Regions from separate parts of the Homo sapiens genome. Here regions 1, 3, 4 and 5 are each linked to region 2. A link is an interaction called in ENCODE POLR2A ChIA-PET data of the cell type or tissue named here. Cell type or tissue: HepG2. All regions are shown on one strand.

Region 1 (4,000 bases), 56 kb before region 2:
AAGTCAAGCTTTTTTGAAGGGACAAGATTAATCATAATTTTTATTCTATTTGTGTGCATGTGTGTCCTTTTTAGAGATGGGTCTCACTCTGTCCTCTAGGCTGGAGTGCAGTGGCTCAATCATAGTTCACTGCAGCCTTGAACTCCTGGGCTCAAGTGATCCTCTTACTTCAGCCTCCTGAGTACCTAGGACTACAGATGTGTGCCAATGCACTCAGCTAATTGTTTTCTATTTTTTTAGAGGTGGGGTCTCACTATGTTGCCCAGGCTAGTTTTGAACTCCTGGCCTCAAGCAATCCTCCCATCTCAGCCTCCCAAAGCAGTGGAATTACAGAAGTGAGCCACCATGCCTGGCAAAGAAGGTGTACGAACATACACACACTGGAGTCTTTCTTCTTCTCTTGCCCCTCAGTGGGTGACCCAGTTCCCATCCTGGCAGGCAAATCACATTCCCAGTGTCTGTCTCCTTCCACAGATGATACAAGGGGAGTGTTTAATGGTGTCTCCTGCATCTGTAGCTGGATAGTTTGATCAGTGGGTGTGTCTGATTGTGTCACTCTCTTGCCTAGAAACCGTGGAAGGGTCTTGGAAGGCCAACTAAGATCTTGCTTGGCCCACAGGATCTAGTGCTCTGGCCCGGCCCACCTCACAGCCTCACCTGGTTCTACTCTCTGGCTTGGAGAGACCCCACCACGATGGCCTCCCTCCAGCCTCCGCACAGACCCTTGGATGTGCCATTCCCTCTCTCTGGAAGGCTTTTGCTCCCTTACCCCATCAGCTACTCATCATCCTGCATGTCTTGGCTCCCAGCCCCTTTTCCTCTGGGAAGTGGTCGCCAAATCCCAGGCAGGGTCCTATCACCTGGTAACACCCCTCTCAGGGACAGTGTATTCGCTGTCTGCTCCAGGAGGGAGGAACCTCTTCTAATGTGGGCACCAAGCGCCGTGCCTGGTGCATAATTGGCTGTCAGTAAACATTTGTGGAGAGAGCAAATGCACTCATGAATCCCTCACATCACAGAAGGCGGGGCCAGAGCCAGGGTGGAGGTGGGAGTAGAGGAACTCCGGGGCTGGCTGCTGAGGAAGGTTCTCTCTGATGGTGCAGCAATAGCAGGTCAAGCCCAGGGTCAAGATAAGGAGCCAAACGTCCCAAAGGTCGTAGGTGGTCAGCGATGGGGCCAGCTGGATGTTGCCAGTGGGTAACACTCCTGCTCTGCCAGGTCTGAGGCTCAGAGTTCCCAAAGGAGCAAGCAAGTTCCTAGGAGAGGAAGAGGAGAACCAGACTAGGTATCCGGTCAGGAACAAGGGACCCAACAAAATGAGGTGGGAGACTTGGGGCTGAGGTGCGGGCGGTTGCTCCGGATAATGACAGAATGGATGTGCAGAGGCCTGGCCATCAGCCAGGGTCCTGCACTGGAGATGTCCCATGGAGAAGGCAGGGCCGAGGCCCAGCAAGGCTAATACAATTCTCTCTCCAATGTCTGGAGCCAGCTTAGGCCACAGAAGGTATAGACCATGACATTGACCCAGCTAAGTCCTACAGTGTCCGTTGGGCCAGGAAAGGTTGTTTAAGGGATGAACAGGACAATCTCTGCAAACAAAAAAGTCTCACATTTTTGGCCTAAGGCCAGAGGGAAAAGCAAAGTTCACCAACAACAGCCCCATGATCCCTCTCCACCTTCCACCTGAAGTGAGAGGCAGGGTGAAGCCCAGCAAAGCTTTCTGCACTGTGTGACTGCAGGGGGCAAAGGATATTCATGGAGAAAAGAAAGAAAAACCCCAACAGGGATTTTCTTCAGTGCATGGAACTGGTTTTGTTTTATTTTGTTTTTTAGAGTTTCCTGCAACTTTCTATTTTTTTTCTATACATGAATGCCAATTATTTTTACACTTTTACCAAAGACAAAACCCTTTTCAAGGATTCTGTACGCATCCCCTGAGAGTACTGGTTCTAAACCTTGACTACATGTTAAAATCACCTAGGGAACTTTAAATACGCCAATGCCTGGGTCCCACCGCGAGGTGATTCAGATTTTAGTGCTTGGCAGTGTGGCCTGCCCAGGTGATTATAATGTGCAGATTGAGAGCCACTGCCCTAAAATGAGTATGCACTAGAGAGGTCGAATAAAAGATATGCTCTTACCAAGCACCCATATCCAGGAAGGCCATGTTCAGTTGTATGAGCTGCGTACTGCATACCTCCAGGGGACACCATTTGCATAGCCTATAACATAAAAGTGCCTCCCTGGAGTTATGCAATGTGGCAGCCTTGTAAGTATGGATATATAAATTACATATTCATAGATACATAATTTAAACATTGATTGCATCTGTTCACTATAATTCTCAGTGGGAGGGATGGAAATGATGTTCAGTAGGATATACAGAGTATTTTGGAAGACTTAGTTTATATTGTCTGGGATTTTAAAATTTGGTGAATCATTCTCCAAGAAGATGATTATAAATTTAAAAAAATAAATAAATAATAAAATCTGATGAAGGTTAAGATAACAATAAAAACACCGAAAGCCAAGGTGACCATGTCAATCTAGAACCATGGGTTGCACGGGACAGAGAAGACTGAGAGAGAGGATGCATCTGAGAGGGCTGGGACGTGTGCAGAAGCACAAGTTTGGATGGGAAGTCTCCAGCAGGCAGTCCGTGGAGGTGTGGCTGGTGGCAGAATTGTTGGAGCAATGGGAGCATCCTGTGGAGTATTTTCCCTCTGCCATGAAGCATTCCTGTTTCTGCCACTGCTATCATTCAGAGATTGAATCTAATTCCCTGCTCTTGGACCTGAGGTGACCTTTGACTTCTTTTAATGAGTAGAATGCAGTGCAAGTGATGCTATATAAGTATAATGGTTTCAGTCATTTTCAGCTTCTGCCTTTACTTCTTTAATGGCTCCTTCTTGGACCCTCACTGCCATTCTGTGAGGAAGCCCAGGCAGCCAAGTGGAGAGGCCCACACAGAGGAACCAAGGCTGCCAGTCAACAGCTCCGCAGATCCCCAGCCAGTAGCCCGGTGGAGCCATGTGAGTGAGGCAATTCTGTAACCTTCCAGCCATCCCAGGGTCCCAGCTAACACTAGGCAAAGCAAAGGAAACACCCGGTCAACCCACAGAATGGAGAGAAATGATACATTTTTGTCGTTTTGAGTCACCAAGTTTCAGAGTATTTTGTGACTCAGAAATAGGTGGCTGAAGCAGGGCCACTTCTGCTCTGCAGGTGGGCACAGGCCAGTCTGCTGGAAGGGTATGTGTGTTGAACTGGCTCTGAGGCCTTGTGAGGTTAGACGTGCTGGAAGATCCTAATAGGGAAAGGTTTCTTTACAAAAATTATACTTATCAAAGTTATATATATACACACACAGACACATATGTGTGTGCGTGTGTGTGTGTGTGTGTTATATAGTGGCAACAACTCAGTTACATCAGAAAGGCTTACAATGAAAAGCAATCGTGTCTCTCCTGCTGTACTTGCCCCTGTTCACTCCCAGTCCTACTCCCCCAAGACAGCATCTTTTGCCAGTTGCTGTTTATGGATTTTCTCCACACTCCAAATCACATACTTATACCTCCGTTCCTCAGTTACCATCTTTAGACAACAGCTATTCACTCCCCAATACCTAAGATGAGCATTTAGCTCACTACTCCCAATGTCTGAACTTTCATGACTATTTTTGACTCCTGCATGAGCATTTCCTCTTCTGACAGCAGTCGCTGATTCCCAGCTCTGTAAGATGAGGACATCAGTGCCCCTCCCTTTCTTTCTGCTTTTCTCTTCCCTTCTTCAATCACTCGTGTTTTGTGCCTCTGCTTCTACCACTTCATAGCACTGTGGTGTTTAATCTCGGGTGCCTGGGCTTCCTGGGAGAGCAGCCATGAATTCCTTAAAATTAAGTGTAAAATTGTGTGTGTGTATTTATGATCCATTTCCTGGGGAGAGTCCAGAGCTTTCATCAGACACTCCCAGAGGGGTCAAGCTCGGGTGCTGTATGGGA
Region 2 (4,000 bases):
GAGCCACTGCCTCCCCTCCTCAGGCCTTGACCTTCTCTGTGAGGATTCCGCTGACCACCTTGAAGTCACAGCCTTGCCCCCACCCCCAGCACTTCGTATTCACTTTTCCTGCTGTTTCCCCTCCTGAGCCCTTACCTAGATTTAACATACTCCATCTACTTATTTATTTATTTACTTGAGACAGGGTCTCACTCTGTCACCCAGGCTGGCATGCAGTGGCATGATCATGGCTCACTGCAGCCTGGACCTCCCAGGCTCAGGTGATCCTCCCACCTCAGCCTCCTGAGTGGCTAGGACTACAGGTGCCCACCATCACGCCCAGCTATGTTTTGTATTTTTTGTAGAGATGGGGTTTTGCCATGTTGCCCAGGCCGGTCTTGAACTCCTGGGCTCAAGACATCCACCTGCCTTGGCCTCCCAAAGTGCTGGGATTACAGGCGTGAGCCACCGTGCCCGGCCTCCATCTATTTACTTAACTTGTTGATTGCCCCCTCCTCCTCCAGCTAGAAGGCAAGCTAGAAGGCAGGAAGGGCAGGGTTATTATCCGTCTTGCTCTGCCATACCCCAGAGCCTGGAACACTGTGCGGCAAACAGTCGGTGCTCAGCAGATGCGTCCAGAGTGAATGAAGTGTGTCCACTGTGCTCTTGTGAGAATGCTTTCTTCTAATTTGTGATGTTTCTGCCTAAAGAAGGTCAAGTTGCCAGCCTGACTTTGGTAGATGGGAACCACTGGTGAGAACTCCACCTGCTTCCCTCAAGACGGACCTATCTGTTATGTATTCTGAGGCAGGCACTTTGCTGGGGGCGCACACAGGATTCCAAAACCCACTGTGAAAATGCACACCCCAGGGAGTGCATTCAGACTGGAAAGCAGGCTCTTTTATCTTTCTTTTTATTGATATTGCATTTGAAAAATACATACATACAATCAATAAAATACACAAAGTGAGGTTTCTTTCTCACCTCGAACCCCTACATTCCACTTCTCCTCTCCAGAAGCAACCTTTGTTAGTTTCTTTTTTAGCTTTCCTGAGGTATTTCATGCATTTATAAGCATTTTTTTCTTTTTTCACAGGTGATAACACACCATACATGCTCTTCAGCATGTGACTTCTTTCACTTAACAATATGTCTGGGAGGCACCTCCACCTCAGAGCATAAAGAGCTCTCTTTGAAAAGGCCACAGAATATTCCATTAGGTGGATGTACAGGACTTAACCTGCTATTGTCCATCGGCACGAAGGTTGAATCCAGTTTTTTGTCTATTACAAGCAATGACATGTGTATACTTTTGAAAGGAGGGAAAGAAAGGAAGGAAGGAGGGAAGGCAAAGAGAAGGGAAGAAAGACAGGAAGGAAGAAAGAGAAAAAGAAGGAAGGAAGGGAAAGAAAAAAAAAGAAAGAAAAGGGAGGAGGAAGGGAGGGAGGGAAAGCAAGCCACCAACGTGGTTCAGAATTTGACAAATATTTATTGGCACATATTTTAAGTGCCAGGCCTATTGTTAAACTCTAGGAAGCTCCTGCCCTTGGAGCCAGTCTAACAGTGAATCTCAAAGTCCTGTCGCTTTTTTCTCTTCAGAGAAATTCCTCATGGCTTCTCCTGGGGAGGGGAGCGGCGAAGGGGAAAGTAGGGAAGAGGCTCTGCTTAGCTTTGAACTGCACTCAGGGCACGGTTGTATGTGGACGCACTCAACCACAAGCACGGTGGCCGACTCTCACAAATGTACATTCGGGCAGCCTGAGGGTTATGAGTTTGTCATGATATATTTAGAGCGAGCAAGAGCCCTTTAGTGGTGCCCCGAGCCAGAGAGTAAATAGCTGCTTACACGGGCATTTAAAGCCAACATAGAAAGAGGCTGTAATTGCAGTGCTCAGGAAATGCCATACTTGAGAGCTTTTCTAAAATGACATGCTATTTGACCCAATATTTTCCAGAATGCAGAGGCTTCTTTGATCTTTGCAGCACGGCGCCCTTGCACAATGACTGGGTCACAGCAGCACTCCGGATGAACATGCCCCGCCGGGGGTAGAGCTGGTAACTGGGAGGACTTGGGCTGAGAGCTGGTGGACCAGATCTTGGGTTGAATTCTCCCAGAAGTAGAGAAAGATGGAGTTCAGAAGATTGTTTGGAAACGCATTTCTGGAAGCCCCCCTGGGGAGCGGGGAAGGGAGACAAACCTGTTCAGAGTATTGATGGGTAGTTAGCACCGTGGACAAGCAGAACTCAACACTGTAGGGGCCTTGGGAGATGGCAGGGACATGCTTCACAGCAGCCCACCTGAGGGGCAAGGAAGCTGGAGTATTTATCCCACCAACATCCATTCCTCATTGGCCAGAGGTGTCTTGGGAGGGAGTAGGGGGTTGAGTCTCCAATCAGCCCTGCTTAAAGCTGGGGAGAGAAGCTGTTGGGTTGGCCTCCATAGGATTTTTATAGAAAAATCTCCCAATTGCTAAATGTTGGCAAATGATCCCCAATTTTCTTTTCCTTTTTTTTTCTTTATTTTGAGACAAGGTCTCACTCTGTTGCCCAGGCTGGAGTGCAGTGGTGTGGTCATGGCTCACCGCAGCCTCAACTTCCTGGGCCCAAGCGATCCTCCTGCCTCAGCCTCCTAAGTAGCTGGGACCACAGGCATACACCACCACACCCAGCTAATTTTTAAATTTTTTTTTGAGATGGGGTCTCCGTATGTTGCCCAGGCTGGTCTCTAATTCCTGGACTCAATCAAGCAATCCTCCTGCCTTGGCCAAGGCAGGCAGATCGCTTGAGGCCAGGAGTTCGAGACTAGCCTAGCCAACATGTCAAAGTCTCTTATCTACTAAAGATACAAAAAAATTAACTAGGTGTGGTGGTGCACGCTTGTAATCCCAGCTACTCGGGAGACTGAGGCATAAGAGTTGCTTGAAACCAGGAGGCAGAGGTTGGAGTGAGCAGAAATCACGCCACTGCATTCCAGCCTAGGTGACAGAGTGAGACTCTGTCTCAAAAATAAAAATAAAAATTCCATGAAGTCAGAGAGAGCTGACAATTTACTCCTCCTCAGTTGATTATACCTCAGCTTACTTTTTTCTTTTTTTATTATACTGAAAAGTTGCAAAATACCTCAGTTTATATGAGTTTTCCAGATTAAAATATTATTGCTTTTTAGTGAAATCTTTACAGATGAAATGATGTTTGGGATTTGTTTCAAGGTAATATAGGAGGTGAAAAGTGGGTCAAGTATAGATACGGAAAGATTGGTCATGGATTGATAAGAATTAAATTGGGTCACAATAGTCATATACTATTTTTTATTTTATTTTATTTTATTTTTTGAGATGGAGTGTCACTCTGTCGCCCAGGCTAGAGTGTAGTGGCACAACCTCGGCTCGGTGCAACCTCCGCCTCCTGGGTTCAAGCAATTCTTGTGCCTCAGCCTCCTGAGTAGCTGGGATTACAGGCGTGGGCCACCATGCCTGGCTAATTTTTATATTTTTTATAGAGACAAGATTTTGCCATGTTAGCCAGGCTGATCTCAAACTCCTGACCTCAAGTCATCCACCCACGTCAGTGTCACAAAGTGCTGGGATTACAGGCCTGAGCCACCATGCCTGGCCTAGTCATATACTATTTTTATAAATGCCAAACATTTTATGTAATAAAATTTTGAGGGAAAGCTTTGAAAGTTGTTATTGTCAATGAGTGGATTGAATGTGCACAACAGAATAAGAGCGGAACCGAGTGGCGTGCTGAAGGCAGGCAATACCTGGGAATAAATTTTACACTGTCAGGTGACATCTCTTCATGCACATTTCACTCTAGAGCCTAAAGTAGCATTAATCTTGATTTTAGAAGTGGCTCTAAGTTCTAGAAGAGAATTTAGGTCTCTGTCTTGGATTGTCAGCAAGTGTTCTTGAGTGACTGTTGGTAAAACAACCTTGAAGAAAATTCTGATGTGGTTCTAGAGTCACATGGGAAACAAAATGTACTTGAAGGCTGTGTTGTGCTGGAGCCAGCTCATGTC
Region 3 (4,000 bases), 190 kb before region 2:
CGATTCTCCTACCTCAGCCTCCTGAGTAGCTGGGATTACAGATGTGCGCCACCATGCCCAGCTAATTTTTGTATTTTTGGTAGAGACGGGGTTTCACCGTGTTGGCCAAGATGTTCTCGATCTCCTGACCTTGTGATCTAGCTGCCTCCACCTCCCAAAGTGCTGGGATTACAGGCGTGAGCCACCGTGCCTGGCCACTTTTTGTATTTTTAGTAGAGACGGGGTTTCACCATGTTGGTCAGGCTGGTCTCGATCTCCTGACCTCAAGTGATCTGCCTACCTTGGCATCCCAAATTGCTGGGATTGCAGGCGTGAGCCACCACACCCAGCCAGAAGTCAGTTTTAAAACTTAAATTATTTGAGAGTAGGTATATTTTCAATTTGATTCTTACAAGTGACCTAAGGGATCTGGAAAAGAGGTAAAACTTTGCATGGTAAAGGTCCGGCATGCCCAAGGCTGGACTTGGTTCTAAAGCCTGCTTTGTTAACTGTTGTAAACGGCCACTGTAAGCATTGTAACATCTGTGGCCTAAGTCAGAGACTCAAGTGTTGGCCAGCAGGGCTAAGGAGTACTCTGAGCCCTTCAAGCTTAAGGGGGGATGGAGGCAGAGGCAAGTGAGAGGGGAAGAGTGGAGCCTGGCAATTATTTAGCAAGTTCTGTAGCACTGTGGAGTGGGTTTGTTGACTAAGCAGAAGGAATGCTGAACTTTTGGTCACACTTGATGCTTCCCGAGTGAGAGTACAAATGCTGACTTAGAAGCTCTAGTCATTTCACAAGTTTCTACCCATGTTTGTCTCATCTGGAGGGTTATATGCTATAATATGAGAAAGTTCATTTAACTTGCGCCTGGGGGACATTGAGTTAATGATGGCCTGGATGCTGAGGGGTTTTGCCAATACTCTCTTTTAGACAGTTCTTTAAGGCCCAAATACAACATTGCATTATTTGCTTATTTGGTGGTTAGGACTGTCATGTCAAGTGATTGGAGTTTTGCTTGAATCCCTTCCTAGGGCGAAATGTCTGGGCAAAATGGCTGCTAGTGAACCTCGGATGTTTGATATGCTGTGGTTGCAGTCACTCATAACCTAGTGGTTTTCTTCTTTTTGTCTTCATCACATTCTGAAACAAAAAATATGTTTCTATACTAACCAGAAAGGAAGACAGGTATAGTCGGGGGTATTACCTCTACATGGGGAAAGGGACGAAAAGAGAAGATAATTATTCAGAGGAACGAAAAGCAGCTAAAGCAGCTGGTAGCATCCATTGCAGCTTTAACTGTGGTGCACAAATGAGCTCCATTTACTTGATTACATCCCCCTTGGGTCCTCCTATTCGAATTCCAAGGGTATCCCATGTGGAGTTCACAGGCTCACTGAGTTTGCTGGGCTTGTGAGCGAAAATGGAACTGTCAGCATATTCATTTGAGCAGTGCTAGAAGTCAGGGTTTGTGACTTTAGGAAATGGAATCTTAGGAAATGTGGCAGTTTTTGAGCTCTGGGAAAGGCACCTTAGACCTGTCCTGTGAGCTGTCCTATGTCTCCTCCAGAGACCATGGCTACTTCTTAGGCCTGGCTCTGTTTATTCCTGTTCTTGGGCCTGCCTGACCTTGACAGATAAGCCTAAGATCAGTAGAGTCGTTGGTATAGCCTCTGCAATCACATCTCAGTTAATGATTTGAGGTATTTTTAAAGGCTGTATTTGCCAGTGTTAACTTAGCAGAAGGAAGGAAGCTCTTATCAGAAAATACGCCAAAGCTGGAGTCAGTTATGATCAAATGAAGTCGCAGACCTTGAAGCTTTATCTTTGTTTGCAGAGATCTCACAAATGGACATGTGAAAATTAAGCCAGACAAGCAGATATTTCATAGGAGTTATCAAGAATTCATGTGGAAGAAAAATACTTAGGTTGAGATGTGAGGACTCAAAAGTATCTGTTTTGATCTTACTAATAGTTGATGTTAAAATCAACTTCTGGTGACTACTTGAGCTTAATTTTTTGGAGGAAAGCCATTGTAATAGGCTCCCTCTGGCTTTCAGAATTATAAATATACAGTGCTTAAGGAAAAAGGGAGTACTTGAAACTTAAGTAATCCATGTGCTTTTAGTGAATATATTTAGTCTTTTTATAGCTGATTGACCAGATTTTCAAGTTTTAGAGGTTAAGTACATAAGTTTTTAGTCTTGAACTTTTTATTTTGAAGAAAGGGACCCAAAGGGAAATTTGGAGTGAAATACCTCATCTTCTTAATTGTAATCTTCACTTGGCATTCCGTGCTTTGGGTAATCCAGTGTTATGACAACTTTACTTTAGCACTCCTTACAGTAAAAGGAATGGGGCAATGAGATGCTTACGCTATGAGTTCCTCGTGCCTTGTGTGTCAGGTTTTCAGATTGACCACCACCTTGTCTGCTTTAATGTACTTTTATTTAAGTCACTTTTCCCTAATAGCCCAGTTCCTATTAGTGCTGCCACTGTTCTCTCCTCTCTTTTTTTTTTTTTTTTTTTTGACGGGCAGAAATGGAGTTAGGTAGTTTTTTTCCTCTCAATTTCCAGCTCAGAAAATCAGTTAATTGAGTATTCAGAGTGATGCTCACACTTGTTGCTCATGTGTAACCACAGTGGGATTGTGCTAATTAAGTAAGGCCTTGGTTGGTTTTTCTAATTCACCCCTCCTGTCTAGATTCCTTGGCTATTTGAAACAGTCCCAGGTTTACTCTGAACTCTCCACCCAGGATCCTATTCCACATGACTGTTCTCTGTGCCATCTCCCCAGGTTTTCCTTTCAGATATTTGTGTGGCCTGGTTAATGCCTCTTGAATGTTCATTGTACTTTGGCATTTATGTAAGAATTCAAGATTTTGTTCTATTTAGTTCAGGCCTTAGTGTACAGTCAGGTATTTGGCCAAATGTATTGTACATGACATTATTGTAGCTGTTGTTTACATTACAGGAATACTTCGGATATACCAATGCATGTGAAGAATGGGTTTCCCCTCAGTTTCACATAAACTTAGAAATGTCTCAACTGACATTTCTTTTTCTTTTTTTTAATTTTTAATTCTTTTTTTTTTTTTTTGAGACAGTTTCGCTCTGTCGCCCAGGCTAGAGTGCAGTGGTGTGATCTCAGCTCACTGCAAGCTCCGCCTCCAGTGTTCAGGCCATTCTCCTGCCTCAGCCTCCCAAGTAGCTGGGACTACAGGTGCCCGCCACCACGCTTAGCTAATTTTTTGTATTTTTAGTAGAGACGGGGTTTCACCATGTTAGCCAGGATGGTCTCCATCTCCTGACCCTGTGAACCACCCGCCTTGGCCTCCCAAAGTGCTGGGATTACAGGGGTGAGCCGCCGCGCCCAGCTCAACTGACATTTCTAAATGATCTATGTATAAACTGCTTTTTAGTAACTACTCATTTTTGGAATAATTTTTTAGGGCCAAATGAGTTTGAAACTAATACGCAAAAAATGTATTTCAGCTGAGATCTGTATCTGTGGACCTGAATGTTGATCCCTCGCTTCAGATTGACATACCTGATGCGCTCAGTGAGAGAGACAAAGTCAAATTTACAGTGCACACAAAGGTAAGTAACATGCAGTGGTAATACATACAGTGCTAGGTTGCAGCCTTGTTATTCACAGTGGATGTGAGAAGAGATTCCCTGAGCTTGAAACAGTTGCTATTCGTAGGGTAGCACTATTAAGTGAGAACCTCCCTAATCTATCTCACAGTAAGCATCAGGTGAGTGCCATTGTGGCGGCAGCAGCATTCTGCTGTGGCAGAGCCCTGGGCTGTGGGCATTGTTTTTTTGTTTTTTTTTTTTTTTTTTTTTTTTTTTTTTTGGAGACAGTCTCATTGTGTTGCCCAGGCTGGAATGAAGTGGCACCATCTTGGCTCACTGCAGCCCCTGCCTCCCGGGTTCAAGCAATTCTCCTGCCTCAGCCACCAGAGTAGCTGGGATTACAGGCCTGAGCCACCACACTCGGCTCAAACTCCTGACCTCAGG
Region 4 (4,000 bases), 100 kb before region 2:
CTTCCCAGTCCCTGGCAATCATCATTCTACTTTCTGCTTCTATGAGTTTGGCTGTTTTCCGTTCCATGTATAAGAGAGAAAGAGCAGTATTTGATTTTCTCTGTCTGAGTTACTTCAGGATCTCATCATGTCCTCCAGGTCCATCCATGTTGTCACAAATGGCAGGATTGATCCCTCTCTCCCTTCCTTCCTTCCCTCCTTTCTTCTTTCTTTCTCTTTTTTAGATACCGGGTCTCGCTCTGTTGCCCAGGCTGGAATGCAACAGTGCTGTCATAGCTCAGGGCAGCCTCCAGCTCCTGGGCTCAAGTGATCCTCCTGCCTCATCCTCTTGAGCAGTTCAAACTACAGGCATGCGCCATGATACCCGGCTAATTTTTAAATTTTTTGTAGAGACAGGATCTTGCTTTGTTGCCCAGGCTGGTCTCAAACTTCTGGTTTCAAGTGATTGATTCTCCTGCCTTGGCCTCCCAAAGTGCTGGGATTACAGGTGTGACCAACCACCCTGGCCCTGGATTTCCTTCTTTTTAAATGTCGAATAATATTCCCTCATAGGTGTATACTACAATTTCTTTATCCATTTTTCCACTGACGGACATTTAGGTTGTTTCCAGATCTTGGCCATTTGTGAGTAACACCGCAATGAACCTGGGTGCGCAGATATCATCTCTTCAAGATCCTGATTTCAGTTCCTTCAAATACAATCTTAAACCTCTCCCCTTCTTTACCCCCACTGCCACTGCCCTAGTCCTTGGGCCATGCTTAAACTACAAGTATTTCTGGTTTATCTGTAATTCAGATGTAACTGGCTGCCCTGCCTGTGAGGGGCTGCAGCCGGCTAGCACCTCCTCTCTAACCTCGTCCCCACTATGGAGTTCCTGTTCCTGCTACCCAGGCCAGGCGGGCTCAGAGTGAGCCAGGACAACCCCCTGCCTCCGCTTCTTTCCCCCTGCCTCCGCTTCTTTCCCCCTGCAGGCATCTGAGGGGGAAGCAGATCCTCTGCAACCGCGAGATCTGAGATGTCTCCGCTGCTCAGGCAGAGCGGGGTCTCTGCCCTACTGCTCAGACACAGGCGTTCCACTTGGCTTGCTGTCAAGAGACTGACTCCAGAGCTCTGATTTTAAGGATCGAGGAGACTGACATCTGTGAGGATCCCAGCAGAGGGCCTGCCTGGCTTACTCGGGGCCAGTACATGGCAGTGCCCCCTTGGTCCTCCTCATGCCTGCTTCCCCCTGGGCACAGACAGGGGCTGGGCTGGTGAGGAAGCCATTCTCCAGGGGGAGCAGATCTGACAGGACTCATTTCTCCTCTCCCTGAGCAGGCTTCTTTTAAAACTACTGCATGTTTGGCCAGGTACCGTGGTTCATGCCTGTAATCTCAGAACTTTGGGAGGCTAAGGTGGGTGGATCAGCCTGGGCAATATGGTAAAACCCTGTCTTTACAAAAAACATGGAAAAAATCAGCCTGGCATGGTGGCAAGTGCCTATAGTCTCAGCTACTCGGGATGCTGAGATGGGAGGATCACCTGAGCCCGGGAGGTTGAGGCTGTGGTGAGCCATGATCATGCCACTGTACTCCAGCCTGGGTGACAGAGTGAGACCCCGTATCAAAACAAACGAAAAAACTCCCCAAAACCCCCCACTGCATTTTAAACCATGCACAGTAGTGAGCAGTCCTGTTTCAGGGCAGTTCTGGGAATTACAAGGACAAAATCTGGCCTTCTGCCTGGTGGAGCAACGTGGGGGTGTGGACGCCTGTGTGTGAACGCCCCTCACCCACGTGGGACAAAGTCCATCCTCTGTGCCAGGCCCTGGGCAAGCCAGCCCGGCTGATCCACCTTGCTCCTCCCCCTCTCTTCTTTGTGTTCCCTGCAAACTCCTGCCAAGTTTGCAAGCAGAAAGAGCTGACGGTTTGGGGTTGTGCAGAACATTCCTTTCTAGAATAGAAGTCAGCTGGTGGGGAAGCAGATGCCCCTTACTCTCGGTGCCTCAACTTCCTCATTGGCCTAACGGGGCTTAGGAATTCTGCCTGCTTCTCCTGGAGAGCACAGGGGACCCACCAGGCCCCCAGTGCTCAGTAAGAGGGGTACCTTCTGTCCATGCAAGTGGCCCTCCTTTGAGACCCAGCGCCCGACTGCCCAACAACTTGGAGCTGTTTCCTCCTTGTTCGTAGCACTTTCTGGCCTCTTCCCTTGCCGTCTTCAGTGGGTGGCATGGTGGCCCTTTCTCTTTACATTTTTTTCTGGCACTAGAATCTGAGCTCCTTGATCTGCAGGGATTGTGGTTTCCCCACACAGTGCCTGGCACACAGATAGTGCTCAATAAATGCTCACCACGGCAGAATTTAACTGTCTTTGAGGTATCCAGAATATAGAGACAGGTTCCTCCAGCTTCCTACTCCCTCAGGCCTATTCTAAAACAAAACCTGAATTTCTGTCCCTGAAGGCAGGTCCTCCTTTAGCCAACTGCAGGTCTCCTTAGGAAGAGTAAGATTCCAAGTCCTAATTTATCCTTTTTATACCTAAGGTGGATCAGCCCTGATTTTATGCTGGGACCTTTACTTGTACTATTTTATTTAATCCTCAAGATAACCCTATGAAGTAGGTACTGTTAATATCATCCCCATTTTACAGATGCAAAAACTGAGGACCAGAGAGATTAGGCAACTTGCCCAAAGTCACACAGCCAGCAAGCAGTGCACAAGGGATTTGAACCCAGACCCTTCTGATACCAGAGCGAATGCCCTTGAACCTCTGGGCTACACTGCCTGAGGGCTGCAGGGCTCTAAAGGGATAAGGAAGGAAGCTTGGAGGGACTGAGTGCCAGGGGAGTGAGAGGGGTGTGTGTATGAGTGTGTGGGTGGGTGGGGCTTTGCAGGGAGGCGGTTGCTACAGAGGGGCAGGGGAAGGGGGGTGCTGGAACGTGGGGAAGGTAGACAGAGGAGCCCCAGAAGCAGTCAGCTGTGCTGACGATGGATGGGGCAGGAGAAGAGAAACCCCAGGCAAGGGAGGTGAAGCTCTGAGCGGCCACACCAAGCTCTCCCTCCTGCCCAGGGCACAGCGCCAGGCCTTACTTTTGAAGCTAACGAGAAGCAGATGAAGGAGTGGGATGGGCTAGAGGCGGAGACTGCCTCTGCTACGTGGCACCCCTCGGCAAGCCTGGAGCTTCTGCCAGCGGCCAAGAGTGGGGCAGGGCCTTGCAGCTGGACTGTGGGTCTCCCTCAGGGTTTACTACAGCTTGGACTTGCCAGTGCAAGAGGGTGGATCTTATTCAAAGATAGGTTCAAACATTAGCAGCCTCAGTGAACGATGCAGCCTGGGCTCCATGGAGTTGCTACCACCCATAAGAGGGTGTCCCTCCTGCCATGGGCTTCCCTTTCCTTCCCTGACACATGGACAATCCAGCCCACAGGTCTGAGCCCCCCAGAGCAGCTGGCTCCCAGGCTGCGCCATCCCTTCCAGGGAGGGGTGGGAGTGGGTAGTGCAGGTGCTTGGAAGCCAGAGGGGTGGCTCTGAAGGGATAGCTAGGATTCAGGATCCAGGGAGAGCACTGGGGGCTGGGGTGGCAGCCCCCTGTGGGCCAGGACTGGGTGTGTTGGTGACAGCAGCATCCGCAGCACCTTGCATGGTGTGCCTAGTCGATGCATAATCAACACTTTAGTTACGTCACATAACGGCTCTGTAAACAGGATCTGGAATCAGCCATGGGCTTGAACCTCAGTCCCACTATTACTAGCTCAGCAGAGGGCTTGACCCCCCTCCCCAACTTTTTTAGTGACAGGGTCTTGCTCTGTCACTCAGGCTGGAGCGCAGTGGCATGATCATAGTTCACTGCAGCCTTGAACTTGTGGGCTCAGGCGATATTCCAGCTTCAGCCTCCGGAGTAGCTGGGATTATAGGCGTGTGCCACCACACCTGGCTAATTTTTAAATTTTTTGTAGAAATGAGGTTTCACTTTGTTATCCAGGCTAGTCTTGAACTTCTGGGCCCACGTGATCCTCCCGC
Region 5 (4,000 bases), 85 kb before region 2:
TTCAGCTTAACGGGGATGGTGTGTGGGTAAACCAGCTCTCCAGGAGAAAAAGCACCCTGATTTGTAGTGCTAGCCAATTCCCATGGTGTAAACGCTCCCACCATGGTCAGTTTCAAGCTATGATGGTTTAACAACTGGCTCAAAAAATTCCTGAGCATTTAACAGTTGGCTTTCATGAGTCAGTGCTAGCAGGCTCCAGCTTGCTACTGCTTAGGGTCTACCCACTGCAGAGGCTTAAGGCTTGCATTTAGTAGGCGTGCAACAGGCTGGTGCCACAAACTCTTACTTGGGTGTATTATTTGATTCAACACTTTTTTTTTTCCTGAAACCCCTACTTTGTTCCTAGAAGAATTTTAAATGGATATAGGGGAAGATCATTTGCAAACATGGTGACAATCCTTCCCCCTCCCTAAATCTATGCCCCTTTCCAATGTGACTTTGTAGCTTCTGGGGCTGATTTCCAGTCCTTGAATCAGGGATGGCCTTTTGACTTGACTTAGCCATTGGAATATGTTGGGAGTCACCTTATGACAGTTCCAAGCCTGGGCCTCAAGAGGCCCTGAGTACTGCTGCTCTTGTCTTGGGAGCCTGTTGGTTACCATGGATAAAGCCCAGGCTACTGTGCATAAAGCTCAGGCTATGCTGCTGAGGATGAGAGACCACGTGGAGCAGAGGCATACTGTCTCAGCTGAGCCATCCCAGATCAGACAGGCCCAGCAAACCCAGCAGCTGACCAAAGACATAGGAATGAGCCCAGCTAAGCACAACCCAAATGGCTAATATGAGGACTCATGAGCTAAATAAACAATAGTTATTTTAACCACTACATTTTGGAGTGGTTTGTTATGCAGCAAAAGCTGATACACCATCTTTGCATTCAGAAGTAGCTTAGCTTTTGACTGGAATGTCCATCTCTATCTGAGTGAGATATAGATAGCTTCATATTCCCTGCTATCCATCAGCCAAGAGCAAGAAGACCAAGTGTCAGCACCATTGGCCCTCCCAGCACGTAAGTTCCAGTAGAGTCTTACATCTCTCCCTAAACACAGCCTACAGGAACCTGGAAGATGTGGACGTTCTGGCTCCCTGATGGAAGAGTTGGACAAGAGGCATGGAGTCTGTGTCTATACACCAGAGTTAAGGTGAGCTCTCCTTGCCTTTGACTTTGCCTGTGCCGTGAAGTCATGCGGCTGGAGCTGCTCTTTTCCTATTAGTCAATGAAGACTTAACTGCCATTTGTGGGAAATGTCCAGCCAGGAATGGGAAACTCACAAATTCTTCTCTTTTCTGCCCCATAGAATTATTATTATTATTATTATTATTATTATTACTATTTTTTTTTTGATAGGACAAGAGGATCCTAATGTATCTGGGTTGGGGAAGAGAGAAAGAGCTGTGTGTTAAAGCTAACAATAATTTTCTACTTTCAGTTCAAGAGTAAAATCTCTCCTGTAATCTGTGAAGGAGTGTGTGAAAAACAAAACAAAACCCAACCTGCCCTCCAGGTTTGAACTGTAGAAACTCTGTGGTAGAAAAAAAAGGCATTCTAGGGAAGAAGAGAGGAAGCAGGCCATGAAACAGATTTGCAGCTGCAGGACGTGGTGGTGTGTGGTTCCCCTCTAACCAGCTGTGTGACCTTGGGCAAATCTCCCGGCCCCACTGGGACTGCATATCACATGGGGCTGGACTAGAGAACCCCACTCCCTAGAGGATACAGTATTTTTATGAGGGAGAGCTGGAGAGGCTCCTGACTTTTGATTGTTTACCCCTGGAGGTGTGTACAACCACGTGCCATTGACAGACAATGTACCCATTGTATGACAGGGAGGTAGTGGTGCCTTCCCCAAGTTATAATTGGCCTTGGGACACAGTCAGTACATACACACCCAACATTAGACACTCCATCACTGAGCAACTCAGTGCCTCTCATTCACAAGCTGTGTGATCCTAGGAGGTTATTCCACTTCTCTGATCTTCCATTTCTTTCTGTCCCTCCCTCCCTCCCTCCCTCCCTCCCTCCCTCCCTCCCTCCCTCCCTCTCTGTCTCCCTCTCTCTCTCTTTCTTTCTTTCTTTCTCTCTTTTTCTTTTCTTTCTTTCTTTTCTCTCTTTCTCTCTTTCTTTCAACAGGGTCTCACTCTGTCACCCAGGCTGGAGTGCAGTGGCATGATCTCGGCTCATTACATCCTCAACTTCCTGGGCTCAAGTGACCCTCCCACCTCAGCCTCTGGAGTAGTTGGGACTACAGGCATGCACCACCATGCTTGGATAATTTTTTTTTATTATTTGTAGAAATGGGGTTTCACCATGTTGCCCAGGCTGGTCTTGAACTCCTGGGCTCAACAGATCCTCTGGCCTTGGCCTCCCAAATTGCTGGGATTACAAGTGTGAGGCACCACATCCAGCCTGATTTTCCATTTCTTCCTCTAAAGTGTCATGTCATGTGAAACTTTTACAATGCTGGATTGTAAGAAATATTGAATGAAAAAACATATATAGTGATACTGTATGATTCAATACATAGAACATATACAGAAGCTTATTTTTATCTATTCACTTACAGGAAATCATGTTGACCAGAAGGTCTAATTTGGCCTCAAGCAGCCACACTACACTCAGACCTTCTGGGATTTTTCATTTTTCAGTTTCAGGACTTTTTTGTTCAGTTATATGTGTACTGGAACAATCTTTTTTTTTTGGCTATAATTTTTTTTAGGTTTTATGGAACACCCTTGGTGCTTATCTCAAAGGGTTATCAAAAGGATTACATGAGGCCAGGCATGGTGGCTCACACCTGTAATCCCAGCACTTTGGGAGGCCAAGGCAGGTGGATCACGAGGTCAGGAGATCGAGACCATCCTGGCTAACATGGTGAAACCCCGTCTCTACTAAAAATACAAAAAATTAGCCGGGCATGGTGGCGGGCGCCTGTAGTCCCAGCTACTTGCCAGGCTGAGGCAGGAGAATGGTGTGAACGTGGGAGGAGGAGCTTGCAGTGAGCCAAGATGGCGCCACTGCACTCCAGCCTGGGAGAAACAGCGAGACTCCATCTCAAATAAATAAATAAATAAATAAAATAAAAAAGGATTACATGAAATAATCCACCTAAAGCATGAAGGTTAGTTCCTGGACCAGTGGATGCTTCATCTATGGCAGCTACTATAGTGACTTCCCCACAGTGCTGGATGTTTGCTCTTGCTAATGCGGGGATTGATCTCCAGCTCTGGCTGGCAGGGCCTCTCAAGAACCCAGCCATCCTGGTTCCCCAGACCACAGGTCATCTCCCCACCTAAGATCATTCTCCCACAGTCCCCTCCTGTTGGGGATAGGGTGACAAAGACTTCTCCCTTGCTGCTCATGCTCTCCATTTCTGTAGGAATCAGAAAAGACGCAAAGCTGTCAGCTGAGACAATCTTCTGCCTTCAGGTAGGCACAGGGCCCTTCTCATCCCCATCACACAGCTCAGGCGGTGGAGACTGTCACTTTCCTGTTTGTCCTCAGATCCATCCCTCATCCTTCTCTGCTGTGCTGTGTTGCACGGCCCTGACCTCTGTGGACTACATTTCCCAGGCTCCCCTGCACCCTGGCTTCCTGACAAGTTCAGTCAATGGGAAGCAGTGGCAGGAGATTGAGCTTGGTAGAAGAGAGAAGCCAGGAATATTCTCTCTCCAGCCCTTTCTGTTTCAGGTGATGCCTCCAGCAGTGGCCAAGTCTCCTCCATAACTTCGGCTCCTAATAATACCCTCTCTTCCCTTGTTCCTCTAGCCCTGGGGAAGTAGCAGTTTCTACTTTCTGGGTTGCTCTACCCTCCCGTTTAGGTTTTCAGCTCTTCCATCACCTTTGCAACTACAGGTGACCCTTGAACAACATGGGTTTGAACTGCACAGGTCCTCTTCTACATGGATTTTTTTCAATAAACATTTTTTGGAGATTTGTGATAATTTAAAAAAGCTTGCAGCATGGTCTAGAAATATCAAGAAAATTCAGGAAAAGTTAGGTATG

The links. ChIA-PET counts read pairs that join two places held together with the same protein. Peaks named below come from ENCODE experiments on the same cell type or tissue, not always from the same donor. Only the 100,000 strongest peaks of a DNase experiment are listed, where the experiment ranks them.
Region 1: POLR2A ChIA-PET joins it to region 2 with 10 read pairs; 5 of 35 experiments call an interaction of 5 or more read pairs at or near these places.
Region 3: POLR2A ChIA-PET joins it to region 2 with 10 read pairs; 2 of 35 experiments call an interaction of 5 or more read pairs at or near these places.
Region 4: POLR2A ChIA-PET joins it to region 2 with 16 read pairs; 3 of 35 experiments call an interaction of 5 or more read pairs at or near these places.
Region 5: POLR2A ChIA-PET joins it to region 2 with 61 read pairs; 3 of 35 experiments call an interaction of 5 or more read pairs at or near these places.

What each region holds. Positions count from the first base shown.
Region 1 is chr20:17,825,487-17,829,486 of GRCh38, reverse strand. All of the region lies in intron 2 of LOC107985440 (a long non-coding RNA gene), which reads left to right. Among named protein-coding and RNA genes, the nearest start is that of BANF2, 130 kb to the right of the region's middle. In HepG2, a CTCF peak has its summit at 2,214 (motif pointing right); DNase peaks (open chromatin) are centred at 1,606 and 3,108.
Region 2 is chr20:17,769,471-17,773,470 of GRCh38, reverse strand. No RefSeq gene overlaps it. Among named protein-coding and RNA genes, the nearest start is that of BANF2, 72 kb to the right of the region's middle. In HepG2, a CTCF peak has its summit at 1,501; DNase peaks (open chromatin) are centred at 1,173 and 1,910; H3K4me3 peaks cover 1,114 bases.
Region 3 is chr20:17,956,510-17,960,509 of GRCh38, reverse strand. SNX5 (sorting nexin 5) reads left to right here. Exons shown (of 13, transcript NM_014426.4): 2 at 3,473-3,577. Among named protein-coding and RNA genes, the nearest start is that of SNORD17, 4.4 kb to the left of the region's middle. In HepG2, no CTCF peak of the experiment used is centred here; DNase peaks (open chromatin) are centred at 699, 1,390 and 1,729; H3K4me3 peaks cover 1,812 bases.
Region 4 is chr20:17,873,262-17,877,261 of GRCh38, reverse strand. All of the region lies in intron 2 of LOC105372548 (a long non-coding RNA gene), which reads right to left. Among named protein-coding and RNA genes, the nearest start is that of SNORD17, 88 kb to the left of the region's middle. RefSeq lists an enhancer at 507-1,409. In HepG2, no CTCF peak of the experiment used is centred here; DNase peaks (open chromatin) are centred at 1,771, 3,081 and 3,771; H3K4me3 peaks cover 527 bases.
Region 5 is chr20:17,854,028-17,858,027 of GRCh38, reverse strand. No RefSeq gene overlaps it. Among named protein-coding and RNA genes, the nearest start is that of SNORD17, 110 kb to the left of the region's middle. In HepG2, no CTCF peak of the experiment used is centred here; DNase peaks (open chromatin) are centred at 1,777 and 3,577; H3K4me3 peaks cover 351 bases.